Regions from separate parts of the Homo sapiens genome. Here region 1 is linked to region 2. Evidence: read pairs that join two places in POLR2A ChIA-PET (ENCODE). Cell type or tissue: HepG2. All regions are shown on one strand.

What was found. Peaks named below come from ENCODE experiments on the same cell type or tissue, not always from the same donor. Only the 100,000 strongest peaks of a DNase experiment are listed, where the experiment ranks them.
Region 1: POLR2A ChIA-PET joins it to region 2 with 5 read pairs; 4 of 35 experiments call an interaction of 5 or more read pairs at or near these places.

The regions. Positions count from the first base shown.
Region 1 is chr16:47,576,406-47,584,405 of GRCh38, reverse strand. PHKB (phosphorylase kinase regulatory subunit beta) reads right to left here. Exons shown (of 31, transcript NM_000293.3): 8 at 4,048-4,111. Among named protein-coding and RNA genes, the nearest start is that of PHKB, 120 kb to the right of the region's middle. In HepG2, a CTCF peak has its summit at 3,113 (motif pointing right); a DNase peak (open chromatin) is centred at 3,095.
Region 2 is chr16:47,470,965-47,478,964 of GRCh38, reverse strand. The region is part of intron 1 of PHKB (phosphorylase kinase regulatory subunit beta); the gene reads right to left. Among named protein-coding and RNA genes, the nearest start is that of PHKB, 14 kb to the right of the region's middle. In HepG2, no CTCF peak of the experiment used is centred here; DNase peaks (open chromatin) are centred at 3,014 and 7,964.

The DNA of each region.
Region 1 (8,000 bases), 110 kb before region 2:
CCAGGAATCACAAAACTGTTGCTTACTATGACTATGACATTTGATGAAAATAAATTCTGATAGACTAAAATATTACTGTTTAAATATTATCAAACATTATTTAAATAATATTTAAATATATTTGTCATGAAATTTATACAGAATATATTTGAGATCATGATGAAATATGTGATTCCCATATTGAGGATTATATATGTTTCTAAATGTAGCTCTGCCCCAAATTGGCTTTTATTGTAAACAAATCATTATGGAAACTAGGCCTTTTTATCACATCTTATTCTCAGTGTCCCAAAGAAAAATAAATTTGGAAAATAGTTTCAGAAAAAGATTTAAAGTGTTTTTTTTTTCCTTGAATAATAAGTTATTATTGGAAAAAAAGGAGGAAGTATAGGAACGCATAATAATCATAACCAAAGCAAAAAACTTTACCACCCAACAACTGCCCGTAAAAATAAAATTAACATTTGTTTTATCTCATATGCTGAAGCCAGGGGCAAAAGGCAAGCCTTTCACACTATTTGTGAAATGGATACCTCTTTCAGAAGCTCAATAATTATTAAGCAAAAAACAGCTTAAGAGTTTTCAAAGAAAATGCACAGCTCCCAATTCTAAAAGTAGAAAGTGTCCAACAGCTGAAATTTCCCATACCAACAAATTGATCTTCTATTAATAGATTCATTATGGAGTGGCATTGGTTTTACTCCTGGTTTTGCCCCTGTGTGGTGTGATCTGAGAAACACTACCTCAATCTTCCGATCATTCATTTTGAGAGAGGGGCTCTACCATCTCTCTTGAGTTGCCACCAAGAAGGAATGTACTTTTTGAAAGTTCTAATTAATTTAGTTAAAGACACACGATCAGGTCTTCCAAAACCTTATACCAATGGCCTTTAGAAATAACAGTGAATATCAATATGATCTGAAATCCCTCAAGTCTTGAGGTGGTTTCTATGGATTTTCATTTGAATAAAAGCATTTCTTTATGTCAATTCTTTTCCCAGCAACTGACTTTTAATTAGATCACAGCTCTTTTAAGTATATACAATGACATTATAAAATGATTAAACACTAAAAAGATCACATGCACTTTTAAATGTGCCACTGTTTAGCAGGCACATTATTAATTTAACTGCTGTAGAGGTGGTAATAGTAACATTTTCAAAGTCATATTTCTGCAATTCTCCACATCAGAAAAAAGAGACGAAAGGGAATTTGTAAAACAAGGACACTGACACTACCTTGTAAAAATGGAAGATGAAGGGACTTTACTGGCAACATGTGATATTCTTGTGGCTAAAGAAATAAGACATGGCCCGGCGTGGTGGCTCATGGCTGTAATCCCAGCACTTTGGGAGGCCAAGGCGGGTGGATCACCTGAGGTAAGGAGTTCAAGACCAGCCTGGCCAACGTGGTGAAACCCCACCTCTATTAAAAATCCAAAAATTAGTCGGGTGTGGTGGCACATGCCTGTACTCCCAGCTACTCGGGAGGCTGAGGCAGGAGAATCGCTTGAACCCAGGAGGTGGAGATTGCAGTGAGCCGAGATCGTGCCACTGCACTCCAGCCTGGGTGACAAGAGCAAGAAGCTGTCTCAAAAAAGAAAGAAAGAAAGAAAGAAGACATTATCTGTCCATATTTCTATCTGAAACAATCAAGTAGTAGTCAATTCAGCAAATATTTGGTGCATAGCTCCACTGGAAATAGACGTGACCTGAACAAGGCCAAAAATTAACTCGGCTTAGAGCAGTTGTTCTCGCCCTTGATTGTATATTAGAATTCCTGAGAAGTTCCAAAAAATCTCAATGCCAAGGCCTCCCCCTACACCAATTAAATCAGAATCCCTGGAAGTAGAGCTCATATATGAGTATTTTTTTTAATTCCTCAAATGATTCCAATGCATAGTCAAGATTGAGAAACTGGCTGAGGAACAATATCAGCAATACAGTTATAACTCAGAATCCAAATGCAGAGTAAAGTAATTTAGCGATTTTAGAATTATAGCTGAGCAATTTATGAAAGCTTCCTGGGAAAAGTAGAGCACTGAAAGATGGGTAGAGTTAGGAAATGTAGCTTGTATGTATGTGTGTGAGTATACACACAATAGGAAGGGGTGCATACAGGTATGTAAGCAACATACACTAAGACTCAGGTACTTCAAAGGAGATGACACTATTGCAAAAAAGAGCTGGCTACTACCATGTAACAGCCAACCAAGAGACACTCAGCTCCATTCAGCTCAGTATTTGGTATGTCACAGAAGCCAGGTTAGCAAGACCTGTACCTTTCCAGACTGCTGTTAACATCAGCTCTGGTTTAATCCATGCCTCCTCTCAGTCTCCTTGATATATGCTCTAGAAAGCTTTCAGTTCTTTCTCATTTCCCTTCCTTTGTATTACTATTACTTCATAAATAATAGCAACAAGAGTCGGCCGCGCATAGTGGCTCATGCCTGTGATCCCAGCACTTTGGGAGGCCGAGATGGGTGGATCACCTGAGGTCAGGAGTTCGAGACCAGCCTGGCCAACATGGTGAAACCCCGTCTCAACTAAAAATACAAAAATTAGCCGGGCGTGGTGGCAGCCGCCTGTAATCCCAGCTACTCGGGGGTCCGAGGCAGAAGAACTGCTTGAACCCGGGAGGCGGAGGTCGCAGTGAGCCGAGATCGCGCCATCGCACTCCAGCCTGGGAGACAAGAGCGAGACTTTGTCTCAAAAAACAAAAATAAAAAAAACAATAGCAACAAGAGATGGCATTTATTAAAAGTTTAATCTCTGCAAAGCACTATGCTAACTAACTTTTATTTGCATGAAAACCTCCTGAGTTAGGTCCTATTATCATTATCTTTATTTTTTTAGACGAGGAAGCTGAGGCTTAGTTAAATAGCCATACTCACTGGTGGAATTGAGTACAGAGCATGCAGTGATCCTGTCTCCTGACCCCTAATATAATGCCATTCTTTAAAGTCATTTTATCCTCCTACTCCTGTCTGTCTATCTATTCATCCATCCATCCATCCATCCAGGAATATGAAAATGGGTGATCCAGAGTGTGTGGTAATTCCTCATGACCTTCATATAGACAGAGCCCATCCATCCTCTAGAGGGAGTTGGGATGAGAAGAGTGCTTGTGTACGTAAGAAGGAGAAGAGAGGTGGCTGCATTAATATACTACAATTAAAAACATTCTTAAATTCAAGACTTGAGTAGATAGTATTATAATTGCCATAACAAAAACCATGTCGTTTTTTTTGCACAACTGTGTAACCTCCTAAAATGTTTCTTTACTGACTTAGCATTTCAGTAGCTTAGGATTAATTTTATTCTCAGTTAGAAACTTCACTTTACTTCACCATCTTAGGAATCTTTATAAAAACTGCTAAAGAAAATTGGCCTACTTCTTGATCCAGAGTAGTAACCTCTATTCCTACATTTTATTCCTTTCCACTGACAACTCAATCCATGGTCACTTGATTAGATTCTTTCAGTATAAAAACTGGTTAAAGATCTAATGAAAATTTAAGACGACCTTCAGGGTTTTTTTTTCATCCCCAGAGAAAATGAGATTTTAGACATTTGATTATAGCCAGTTGAAGGTGAAGCTAGGATCAAAACTCCCAATTATCTGGCTAAACACATCACACAAATTCTCTTCTACATGAGATATACATTGAAATACATTACATTGAAACCAACATGAAAACTGACATAAAAATATATATATACAATGCCAAATACATTAAAAAATGTGAAACCTTCTACAAAATGAGTAATAGATTTGAGGGAAAAGTCACTGAACCAAGGAAATCAGAATTCTTTATCAAAAAAAATTTTCTTTTTTTTTTTTTTTTTAAAGAAATTAAGCAATGGTCTTTAGTTAGAAAACTAAAATTTAACTGGCAAATCATTTTCAAAGGAAAAGTTCAAGCATGAGCTTCTACATAAATTTTGGACATTCTCTGATTATAAGGAAATGACTTTGTTAATGAATAGCCAAATTAATTAAATGTGCAATTCAAATAATCAAAGATTCTGGGGGTCTTATTTTTTACCTGGTTGCCAAAAAGGTTGAATCCATTAATTGCTTCTAGAGCTGCTTTTGCTAAACCAACCGAGCTAAAAGAGAAAAGGAAATGCTTTATTACTCTAATGTATGTGGCTACAAAATCAGAACCATTATCTGATGAATATTCACGAGCAAATTTCTTTATTAACATTTATAACAACTTCTGTAAGAAGAATAATGTCTAAGAGACCTCATTCTGACATTTCACTATTTTAATTTTTCTTTTTTATAGTTAGTGATCACCTGGGAAAAATATTTCTAGGTTCACCTTGATCTAAACTAATGGTCATACTATTGATGGGAGTAGTTTTAATTCCAGAATCATTTTTATTCACTAACTCAAGAAAAAAAGACGAACTTTAGAGGAAGGTATATTATGATGATAAGTGCAGTAATTAGCAGGAAATCATTAGTTCAGATCAATGTAATGGAGCTTTTCTGACATCAAATCTGAGTCTTAAGAAAGATCTTGCATATCATACAACTATCAGAGTGTGGCTTAAAGTATCCTTCAAACACTCTTGCCTAACATCCAAAAAATAGGCATTATTTTATGCTCACAGAACAACTGATCACCTTATCTCTTATTTTTTGCTATATTCTTCCCTTTATAATAAAATGAATACTATTTCCCTTAGTGTCCTACTCTTTTGGCCTCTCAAATGCCATATACTATAGTGCTGGAAAATGGGAAGACCCATTTCATTAAAAATATGATATCATCTTTTAAGTATCTACCTTTAAATATTTTATATCTAATACTCAGTTTAATTATTACAAATTTTTATTTGTTTTACTCAAAGCAAGTGTATTTGCCATTAATATCATTTAAAGCTAATGATCTGTCATCTATTCAGCATTTCTCTGAAACAGATTATCAAACTATGGTCCCCAGAGCAGCACCTTCAGTATTACCTGGGAACTTGTTAGAAATGCTAGTTCCCATTTCTTCTTGGGAGTAGGGCTCCATAATCAGTGTTAAAAAGCCTTCCAGGTGTTTGAATGCACTTTAAGTTTGAGAGCTACTGTTCTAAGCTATTCATGTCATCATCATCTACATCCTATAAGTTGTTTCATAACCTGTTTTTAAGAAATCATCACTTTTATTGCAGGACAATAAATAGGTCAGACACTTATTTTAAAGATACATGGATGGGAAGATGGAGTAGACATAATTTTCCCTAGTCTTCTCACTAAGTACAACCAAGAAGCTTGGACATTACATATAAAACAAACACAAAAAGACTTAGAAACATGGGTAGAAGGCAGTCTAGCTATGAACTTCAGGACTCTATGAACGACACTATGGTAACTGCCCTGGGTTTCCTTTTTGCCTTATTTATACCAGTCTTAAAGTCAAAGGAGCCAACCACTGAGAAATGCCAGCACATGCATACAAAAAATCCCCAACAAAAGCCTGTCTCTCTAGCCAAAGGACAGGAGAAGAGCAGCCTAGCAAAAATAAAACTTTTAGACAATAACCACTCAGAAAAAACTTTACCCTACCCCCATCCATTCCAGCAAAGGCTGAGTAGAAACCGAGACTTCTACATTCCTGAGTCTATCATGAGGCACAATGCTCAACTCCCAACTCTCTTAGTCATGGTGGTGTCAGAAAACTACAAGGAAGAAGTCAACACTTTCATTTCCAATAGGTGATAAGAAACCATTTCATCACCAATCAAGAGGTCACACCTTTTCTCCTGCCCTATAAATGGAGGCCAAATGAGAACCAGTAATGAAGCACTCCTATATTTCCCAGCAAGGAGGTATTAGTGGAGGCCTACTGGGGACCTGGATGTCAACAAAAATAATGGCCTTATATTCCTACCTGGCAGTAATGAGGTGATGTGCCCTCACCCCTTCTTCTACCAGAGTGGTATAAGAAAATACAGCTAAAACAGAAAGTTAAAATAAGATCTAGGGTCTTATACTATTATGCCCAAAATACCTATACGTCAATCAAAAAACACTCCTCATACCTGGAAACTGAAAGATCTCAAACCAAATGAAAAAAATACAATCAATGGATGCTAACGTTGAGAAGAAAGAGTTGTTAGAATTATCTGACAAAGATTTTAAAGCAGCCATGATAAAAGTGCTTCAATAAGCAATTACGAACATGCTTGAAACAAATCAAAAAACCAGAAATCCTTAAGTAAGAAACAGAAAGTATCAGCAAAGTTTTTAAAATTGAGAAATATAATAGTGTAAATAAAAAGTTCAGTAGATAGGCTCAACAGCAGAATGATGAGGACAGAGGAAAGAATAAACAAACTGGAAGACAGAACAACAGAAATTATCCAATTTGATCAAAACAAAGAAAATAGAATGGAAAAAAATGATCAGCGCCTCAGGGATTTGTGGGATCATAACAAAGTATCTAACATTCATGTCACCTGAGTTCCTAAAGGAGAGAGACAGAGGGCAAAGCAGAAAATTCCCACTTAGCAAGAGCCATAAACCTACAGATTCAAGAAGCTGAGTGAAACACAAACAGAATAAATTTTAAAATGTCCATGCTAAGACACATCGTAACTTCTGAAAATTAAAGACAAAGAAAAAAATCTTGACAGTAGCCAGAGATAACACATTACCTATAGGGGAAAAATAATTAGAATGACAACGGATTGTTTATTAGAAACCATGAAGGCTAGGATGTGGCACAAGAGTTTCCAGTGATTGAAAGAAAAAAACTACCCACTCAGAAAGTTATACCAGTAAATACATCACTTAGCAATCAGGAAGAAACCAAGACAATCTCAGATGAAGGAAAATAAGAGATTCTATCACCAGCAGACCTACCCTGAAAGAATGGATAAACTCCATTCTCTAAACAGAAAGGTAATTTTTTAAAAAGAGGAAAAAACATATATCAGAACACCAAAAAGAAACAAAAAACATGGTAAGCATAAATATGGGTAAATACAATACATGTTTCTTCTCCTCTTGAATTTTGACAGTTGAAGCAAAAATTATAACACTGTCTGATATGATTCTAAATGTGTATGGAGGAAATATTTAAGATAACTATTATAAATTCAGAATGGTAATAAGACATAAATGAAAGTAAGTTTTCTATACTTCATTTGAACTAATAAAATGATGACATCACTACACTGAAGTGTTACCTACAGCAATCACTAAAAAGTTATACAAAATGATACAATCAAAACCACTATTGATAAATCAAAAAGAGATTTTAAAAAAATCTTTAAGTACCCACAGGAAGGTAGGAAAAATAAAACAGAAAGATGAAAAATAGAATAAACAAACAAAAAAATCAATAAAATGGCATCAGCTAAGTTAAGAAAAGGTGGAAAACAGTTAAAAATAACATTAAAAAAGACAAATAAAAAAGAAAATGGCAGACTGAAGCCCAAACATATGAGAAATTAATTAAATTTAAAAGCATGAAATACACCAATTGAAAGAAAGAGATTTGCAGAGTTAAAATATGGCTCACCTATGTATTGTCTATAAAAAAGTCCCCTCAAATATAACAATATAGACATGCTTAAAGTTAAAGGATGGAAAAAGATATATCACACAATCAAAATAATGCAGGAGTGACTATATTAATAATAGATAAAGGAGACTTTAGAGCAAAGAAAATTATCAGAGACAGAGAAGGATATTATAATACATAATGAAAAAGATCAATCCACGAAGAAGACATAGCAATCCTAAATGTGTATGCGCCAGAGTTGCAAAATGTGTGAAATAAAACTGACAGAACTGAAAGAATAGACAAAACCACAGTTATAGTTGGATACTTGCACACTTTTCTCCTTTTCTCTCAACAATTGGTAGAACAACTAGACAGAAAACCAGCAAGGATACAGAGGAACTAAATGAGCATTGACATTCAAAATCCTTAAAAACACATTTGCAAACAATATTCAGCAATATGTAAGCTGAATTATCACCATGACTAAG
Region 2 (8,000 bases):
GACTCTATTCAGGGATCTGATATTTTTAAAATACATTCATTATTTTGGTCTGTTTATTCTGGACAAGGTCATTTCTTTATGCTACTGTAATTCACCAGTGTGCCCAGAACACCATGCTTAGTGGGTGCTGTCAATATGCAACATGCCAGAATGAATATAAACACATAAATTTAATTTTAACCAAAGAGCTCAAAAAGGTTAAGAATAATATCATTATAGTATGATTATCAGCATCCTAATAAGAACTAACAATATCAGAGCATTTACCACACGCAAAGTACTGTTGAGAGCTATTTACATATGATTTCATTTAATCCTCACAATAACTCTCCTAATAATAATGGTACTATCATTATCATTCTAAAGATTTTTTTTTAAATGGGGTTTAGTAACTTAACCAAGGTCACACTGGTAGCAAGTGGAAGACCTAGGATTTAAACACTGAAATATGCTTTGTTTCTTTTTTTCAGGTAAAGCAAAAAAAAAAAAAAAAAAAAATTTCACAGCAATATATAACCTGCTTCCAAGGTAACATTTAAATCAGAAATACTGCTTTAATGACAATTTTCCCCAAAATATGAAGGGGTTTCTAAGCAATTCTGGTATTGGTCGCTGCACTCTGTCCATGTCAGCCATGTAAATGAACCATTTCAGCTGTCATGTTACTTGACGCATCTGTCCTTTACCTAGATTTCACTTCTTTCTATTTCCATTTCAATACCATATTAGTTGAAGACAACTGCAGTTCACAAGAATAAAAATAACTCTCATCTTGTAAATTAAATACATGATAATTGCTAGACTCTGCTTTAAAGAGGTCTAAGGTAAAAACATAGATTTTTTTCTCTAGTGCATTATTTAGCACTATGTTCAAGACTTTTCCAGAAATAGATGTTATATCACTTCTTATTCTGAAACTTACTCTAGATGGCAAGATTTAGGAAGCTTTTCTCTATTTTATTTAAAAGTATATAATTTTCTCTTTCTTTACCATATTCCTGAAATTTAAATGGTTAAGTTCAAATTCCTCGGTATCTTAGGTAAAGTTCACACTATGACACACAAGGCCTATTAAATAGCACTGACTCACCCTATGCATGAAGGAATAAACATGCTACTGGTGACTTACATTTGGATTACAATGTAGATGAATAATCTATGTGATTTCTTCCATTTTCTCTTCAGGGAAAGAAAAAATCAGTACACAGAGATAGCTCAAAGTTTGTATACAAGGGGTAAAAGCAGTCAGAGCCATGTAGTTTGGCCTTGGAGATGCTGTCCACAGTTTAATAGAAAAATCAAAAGTGCCCTCACCACGTCATAAAGCTATTATAAACCTAGGTCAGTATTTTGTTATATTTATTACATTTATTTTATGAGTCTGAATTTTGAAACTTTTCGGACTTGACCAGTAGAAGACTTTTTTTTACTATGAAAATATGTTCTTATTCAAAACCTGCAGGAAAATAAATAAACTGAATTTTATTCACCAAGTAAAAAGTTTAAATTATTAGACAACACATAGTGCTGGAAAGTTCATTCTGAACCAAAACTGTACTAATCTTCGAACATGATTAATTAATTCATTCAACTTGTATTATTATTCAACATTGAGTCCCCAGCACCAAGCCTTGTATCAGGGGCTATACAAAGCTGCAACAAATCTTGTCCATGACCTGAAGGATTTCATAGCCTAGTAAAGAAAAAAGATATATAATTATCTAATAGCAATGCAGTGACATCAGAGCCAAAAGAAGCCTGTATAAAATGTCATGGGAACCAGTAGAGCAATTAATTGAAACCTGAAATGCAGAGAAGGGAGTTGTCAGAAAATATGTAAAAACAAGAGATCACTAGAGCAGAATAAAAGATTATGGAGTGCACCAAGCTTACAGAGAAAGGCTATTTAATACAGAGGGAACTTCATGATAAAGGTGCAGAAGCCAGAAAGAGAGTGACCCTCCTGGGAACTGCCAGGTACATTAATAACATTGCAGCAGAGAATGTGAGGAAGACAGGAGGCTGGATAGGTATCCAGAAGTCTAACAGGGAGGATGCTGAACAGCAGATTCCAGGTTTGCATTTTATTCTTTAGAAACTGAAGAGCCACTGGGGCATCATATGATCCAAACTCTAGAAGATATATCTGTTGGCAGAGCAAATGACTGCTAGACAGGGAGTAAGCCCTAGGCATAAAAGTCTAGTTTGGGTCAAAACAATCATTCTAGGGCCTTGAATTAAGACAGTGACACCAGTAATGCATAAGGGAGGAAATATTCAAGAAATATTTAAATAGTAGAATTTAAAAAACTAAGAAGGACTTAAATTTGGTATAGGTCTTAGGTATAAGTATCAATATAATGAAAATGAGATACAGCAGAAGAAAGAGTGCACTGATAAATTCTAACTCTCAAATAGTTTATTTCTTCAAATTATAATAACTAAAACCTTACATCCTGATAGATCTTTTTATCCTTGAGGTCATTGAGCAAATGATTATTATCAAAGCTACAAGCCTATTAAGAATTGGGATAAAGTGGGTATAACAAACTAATTGAGCCTTACTGTGTATTTCCATGAAAAAAAGATAACCAAACAAGAGGATCTCTGAATGGGCACAGAAAGAAATTTATATAAAAAGATTCCACAAAACTAAAATAATTTCTGTTAGAAATACGTAAGTTAAGAAAACACGCTTTTATTTTAAAAACCTCTATATTAAAGATATTTATCATGAAAACTACCAGTGGACTACATAAAATCTGCTTAACACAAATGAAAGTTAAGGCCTTACACTTTAAAAATCAAGGCTCACTCATATAATCCCAGCACTTTGAGAGGCTGAGAAGAAAGGATTGCTTGAGGACAGGAGCTTGAGACCAGCTTGGGCAACATAGCAAGATCCTGTCCCTAAAACAAGAAAAAAAAAATTAGCTGGGCATGGTGGCACATGCCTGTAGTCCCAGTTACTCATGAGGCTGAGGCAAGAAGATCACTTGAGCCCAGAAGTTCAAGGCTGCAATGAGCTATGACTGCACGACTGCATTCCAGCCTGGGAGATCAAGGAAGATCCTGACTCTAAAAATAAAATAAACATGTTTATATAAGCCACAGTTAAAAGGGGCTCAATTTGAACAGGAAAACTGTCAAAGCAGGAAGAACATCAATAGAAATGATTAACACTCTCTATCAATGCTTACCGTAATACCAAATAAAGCTGCTTAATTAAGATTATTTTTTAAATAATTATTTTAAAAATACGACATATTTTTAAATGTTATTTGGAAGCATGGGAATTTGCTAAGAGAAATGTCACCAAATGGGGCATGGTTCTATTTCCTACATTTAGCAAAGCCTTATGATGCACAGTGTATTTTCTCTAGAGTTCCATCTGGGTTTCTCACTACAAATTTCCAGATGAAGTCCCCTAATCAAATCTATAGCATCAAGTTGGCCAAAGCCTAAGAGTGATGCCCACTTTGGAGTCATTTAGCCATAGAATGTTCCGTTACTCAAAACTTATTAAATGTATTGTTTTTGCTTAAGGACAGAGGAAATAATAAGGCTGCCTCTATTAGGACATCGAGATCTGTGGTCAAGTTCCCGAGATAGAAAAAGAAAGAAAAAGCATGCTAGAACTTGAGATGTCCCAACTTCCATCTTCAAAATATATCAGCAAACACTTATATCAAAACATTTAAAATCAAAGATCACAGTAAATTTAAAGGTTTAGTCTCTTGTCCTTAATTTTTGAAGTTAGACTTGCATGACTCCCATTTAGCTACAAAGATGGAAATTCATGACAAAACTTATTTAGCAGGCAGTGAAAAAAAGATGAGACTGAAATCATCCTAAATCAGAAGCCATTAAAAGTTTAGATGCGAATTATAAAAAGTTAACAATAAGCTGTCCTGTAAGCAGAAAACCCCATGAAAGAAATAGTCCAGGCGCAGTGGCACACACCTGTAATACCAGCACTCTGGGAGGCTGAGGCGGGAGGATCACCTGAAATCAGGAGTTCGAGACCAGCCTGGCCAAAATGGTGAAACCCTGCCTGTATTAAAAATACAAAATTGGCTGGGCATGGTGGCGCATGCCTGTAATCCCAGCTACTTGGGAGGCTGAGGCAGGAGAATCGCTTGAACCTGGGAGATGGAGGTTGCAGTGAGCTGAGATTGCATCATTGCACTCTAGCCTGAGCAACAAGAGCAAAACTCCATCTCAAAAAAAAAAAAACAAGAAAATAGTCCACTGACTGAAGTCACAACAAGCTAATTCTTTTTGACATATTGTTGATTTATAACTTATCAATCATCAGATATTTACAAGTGAGCCGACAAAGTTAATGCAACCAAAGTTAATATACAAAGTAAATGTACCACATTTTTTTTTAGTATACAGAAAATTATTTACTGGTTCAACTATTGGAGGAAGACAGAAATATAATAAAGAATACAAGTTAAGCACCTGATGAGTATATTTTCAAAACATACCAGGTAGCTAAAATATGTACGAAGAGGAACTATCCACAGCTCAACAGCCCAATCCCAGACTCTGTGTCTGTCCTTCCTAGTCTCCATCCACAGCTTTAGCAATAAGACTTGATCTATAATCCAAATAACAGCATAAGTGTTCATCTCTATGGCTGGTGCCTATTTCAGTCCTGAGCTACAAGACTTGAATCTTAAATTGCCAAAAAGGAGGGCCATGTAAACACTGTGAGGCTATTAATAACAAAGGGAGTAAAACAATAAACTTTAAAAGATTTTATATGACAAATGAAAAATCAATGATATATATTTTGAAAAAAGAGCATATATGACATATATCAGAACTTTAAAAGATTTTATATGACAAATGAAAAATCAATGATATATATTTTGAAAAAAGAGCATATATGACATATATCAGAACCTATAAAAATGACAAATTTCAATTATTACACAAGATTCTCGAATGTTGACCAAAGGGTACAAAGTTTCAGTTAGATAGGAGGCAAAAGCTTCAGTGACCTACTGTACAGAATGGTGGCTATAATCATAAAACGTTATATATTTCAAAATTGCTAGAAGAGTAGACTTTAAATGTTTTCATTACGAAAAAATAGTAAGTATGTGAGGGGCCAGATTTGTTAATTAGCCTGATTTAATTATCCAACACTGTAAGCATATACCAAAACATTATATTGTACCCTGTAAATATATACAATTACTATTTGTCAATTAAAAATAACTTTAAAAAAATTCTCATTAAGGCTGTTGGAAATCACTTAATGTTTAGGTACCACAACTGTTCATCTACACAAACCAACATCCTCAAGAAAATTTGTGAAATATGAACTGAAAGAGAAGAAAGCTATAAAACCAGTAAGTTAAACATAAAGAATAATTCTTTTTTAATGGACTAATAATCATGTGATTGTTGGTAAAATAAACTAATAAAGTCTATAAGAAAAAGGTAACAAATAATAAAATAAAAAACAGCAACAATTGTTTCATCTTTTAAAAACCATTTCTAATCAAGGCAACGAAGGCCTAATGTGAAAAAGAAAATGAGAACAAGTATGAATGTATTCAAAATACATCACAGAGGCCAGGTGCAGTGGCTCACGCCTATAATCTCAGCACTTTGGGAGGCAGAGTTGGGAGGAGTGCTTGAGACTGGGAGTTCCAGACCAGCCTGGGCAAAATAGTGAGGACTTGTCTCTACAATAAAAAAAAAAAAAAAAAAAAAAAAAAAAAAAAAATTAGCCAGGCATGGTAGTGCACACCTATAGGCCCAGCAGAAGGGAATGCTTGAGCACAGGAGACCGAGGCTGCAGTGAACTGTGACAGTGCCACTGTACTCCACTCCAGCCTGGGTGAGAGAGCAAGACCCTGTCTCAAAAACAAAAACAAACAAACAAACAAACAAAAAAAAAAACACAGATCCTAGAAGCTACAATGAACCATCAGAAAGCATCTTCAAGACTAAATATGTAATATATGCAGTTACAATTTTCTATTACTTGTTTTCTTTTTATTTATTTTTGAGACAGGGTCTCACTCTGTCACCCAGGCTGGAGTGCAGTGGTGCGACCTCACTGTAGCCTCAACCTTTCGGGCTCAAGCTGTCCCTCCTGCCACAACCTCCAACCAGCCATCCCAGGCACCACAACACCTGGCTAATTTTTGTTTTTTTTTTGAGATGGAGTCTCGCCCTGTCGCCCAGGCTGGAGTGCAGTGGCACGATCTCGGCTCACTGCAAGCTCCGCCTCCTGGGTTCACGCCATTCTCCTGCCCGGCCTCCCGAGTAGTTGGGATTACAGGTGCCCACCACCACGCCTCGCTAACTTTTTTGTATTTTTAGTAGAGACGAGGTTTCACTGTGTTAGCCAGAATGGTCTCGATCTCCTGATCTCGTGATCCGCCCGTCTCGGCCTCCCAAAGTGCTGCGATTACAGGCGTGAGCCACCGCACCCAGCCTAATTTTTGTATTTTTTGTAGAGATGGTTTCGTCATGTTGCACAGGCTAGTCTCAAATTGGGCTCAAGCAGCCCGCCTGCCTTGGCCTTTTGAAGTGCTAGGATTACAGGCATGAGCCACCGCAATGGGCAGTTGTTTTCTAATCAGGGATTTGAAAATAGATGTGTCCCAAAACCATAAAAGATATGTCTTAATTGCATATATTTTCTAAAAGTCCATTATCTGTTCAGAGGTAAATTAAATGTCTAAATGCATCCTTCTGCCTGAATCAAGCAAAGAATCAAGGACCTTGTGTAGCTTTGCAGACTATTCCTCAGAATAGAAGGGTCAATATGCCATTTTAAAATGTGAAAACAGAATAGCATCATGATATAAAACTAACTGTATCTAAGATTTTACTATATATACACACACATGTATTTCGCACATATACTTTTTATTTTTTGAGACGGAGTCTCTCTCTGTCACCCAGGCTGGAGTGCAGTGGTGCAATCTCAGCTCAATGCAAGACCCGCCTCCCGGGTTCACGCCATTCTCCTGCCTCAGCCTTGCGAGTAGCTGGGACTACAGGCGCCCGCCACCATACCCGGCTAATTTCTTTGTATTTTTAGTAGAGAGGGGGTTTCACCACGTTAGCCAGGGTGGTCTCGATCTCCTGACCTCGTGACACATATACATTTTATATTTGTATATATGCACCTTAATTAATTATGCATTAGAACCTACCTACCATTTATACCTCTGATTCAATAAACTCACTTTCTAAAGTTAGTTTATTCTCCGTTTAACAGGAAATGGGCCACAGGAATATTCTTCCAAAAGTGAGTTTACTGAGTCAGAGATATGTAGATTCTAATGCATAATCAAGGTGGCCACATCTTCTGAATCCAGAATGATGATATACTCAATATCTGTGCCTTCACAGCCATTCACTATCAAACATAGATTGAGTGGCCCTATGCACCCAGCATGGTGCCAGGTGTTAAACATAGAGCTATATGACACACAGCTTCGGCCATGAGGTTGCTCCCCGCCTTTTTGTCACCTTCCAGTCTATTTTTACATAACAGACAGAGAATCATCATAAAATACTAATCCAGCCTTACAACTCCACTGCTTCAAATTTTCACCTTCCCTTCCATTTATAATAAAATTCAAACATCTTCAAGGCTCCCAAGACCCTGCCCATCCCAGGCCTTCCTCTCACCCATTCCTGTCATTCACAATGCTTTACCCATAATGGCCTTTTCAGTACGCTTTAAATACCCAGCTCTATCTAGCCCCAGGATCCTCAGCCTAGAGTCCTCCTTACCCCAACTTCTCCACTGATTCCTATTTCTAGGAGTTAAATATCACTTCCAGAGAGGCTTTCCTTGAAGTCCCTACTTCAACCCTGCAGGAGACAGAGAGCTGATGAGTGGTGTTAAGTAACCACTTAAGGGTTAGTTCATTTTAGAAAAATCACCCAGGCAACAATAGTGTGCATTGACTAGGGTGATTGTACAAGGAGAGGTTATGGCTCTAGTAGCAAAGTTC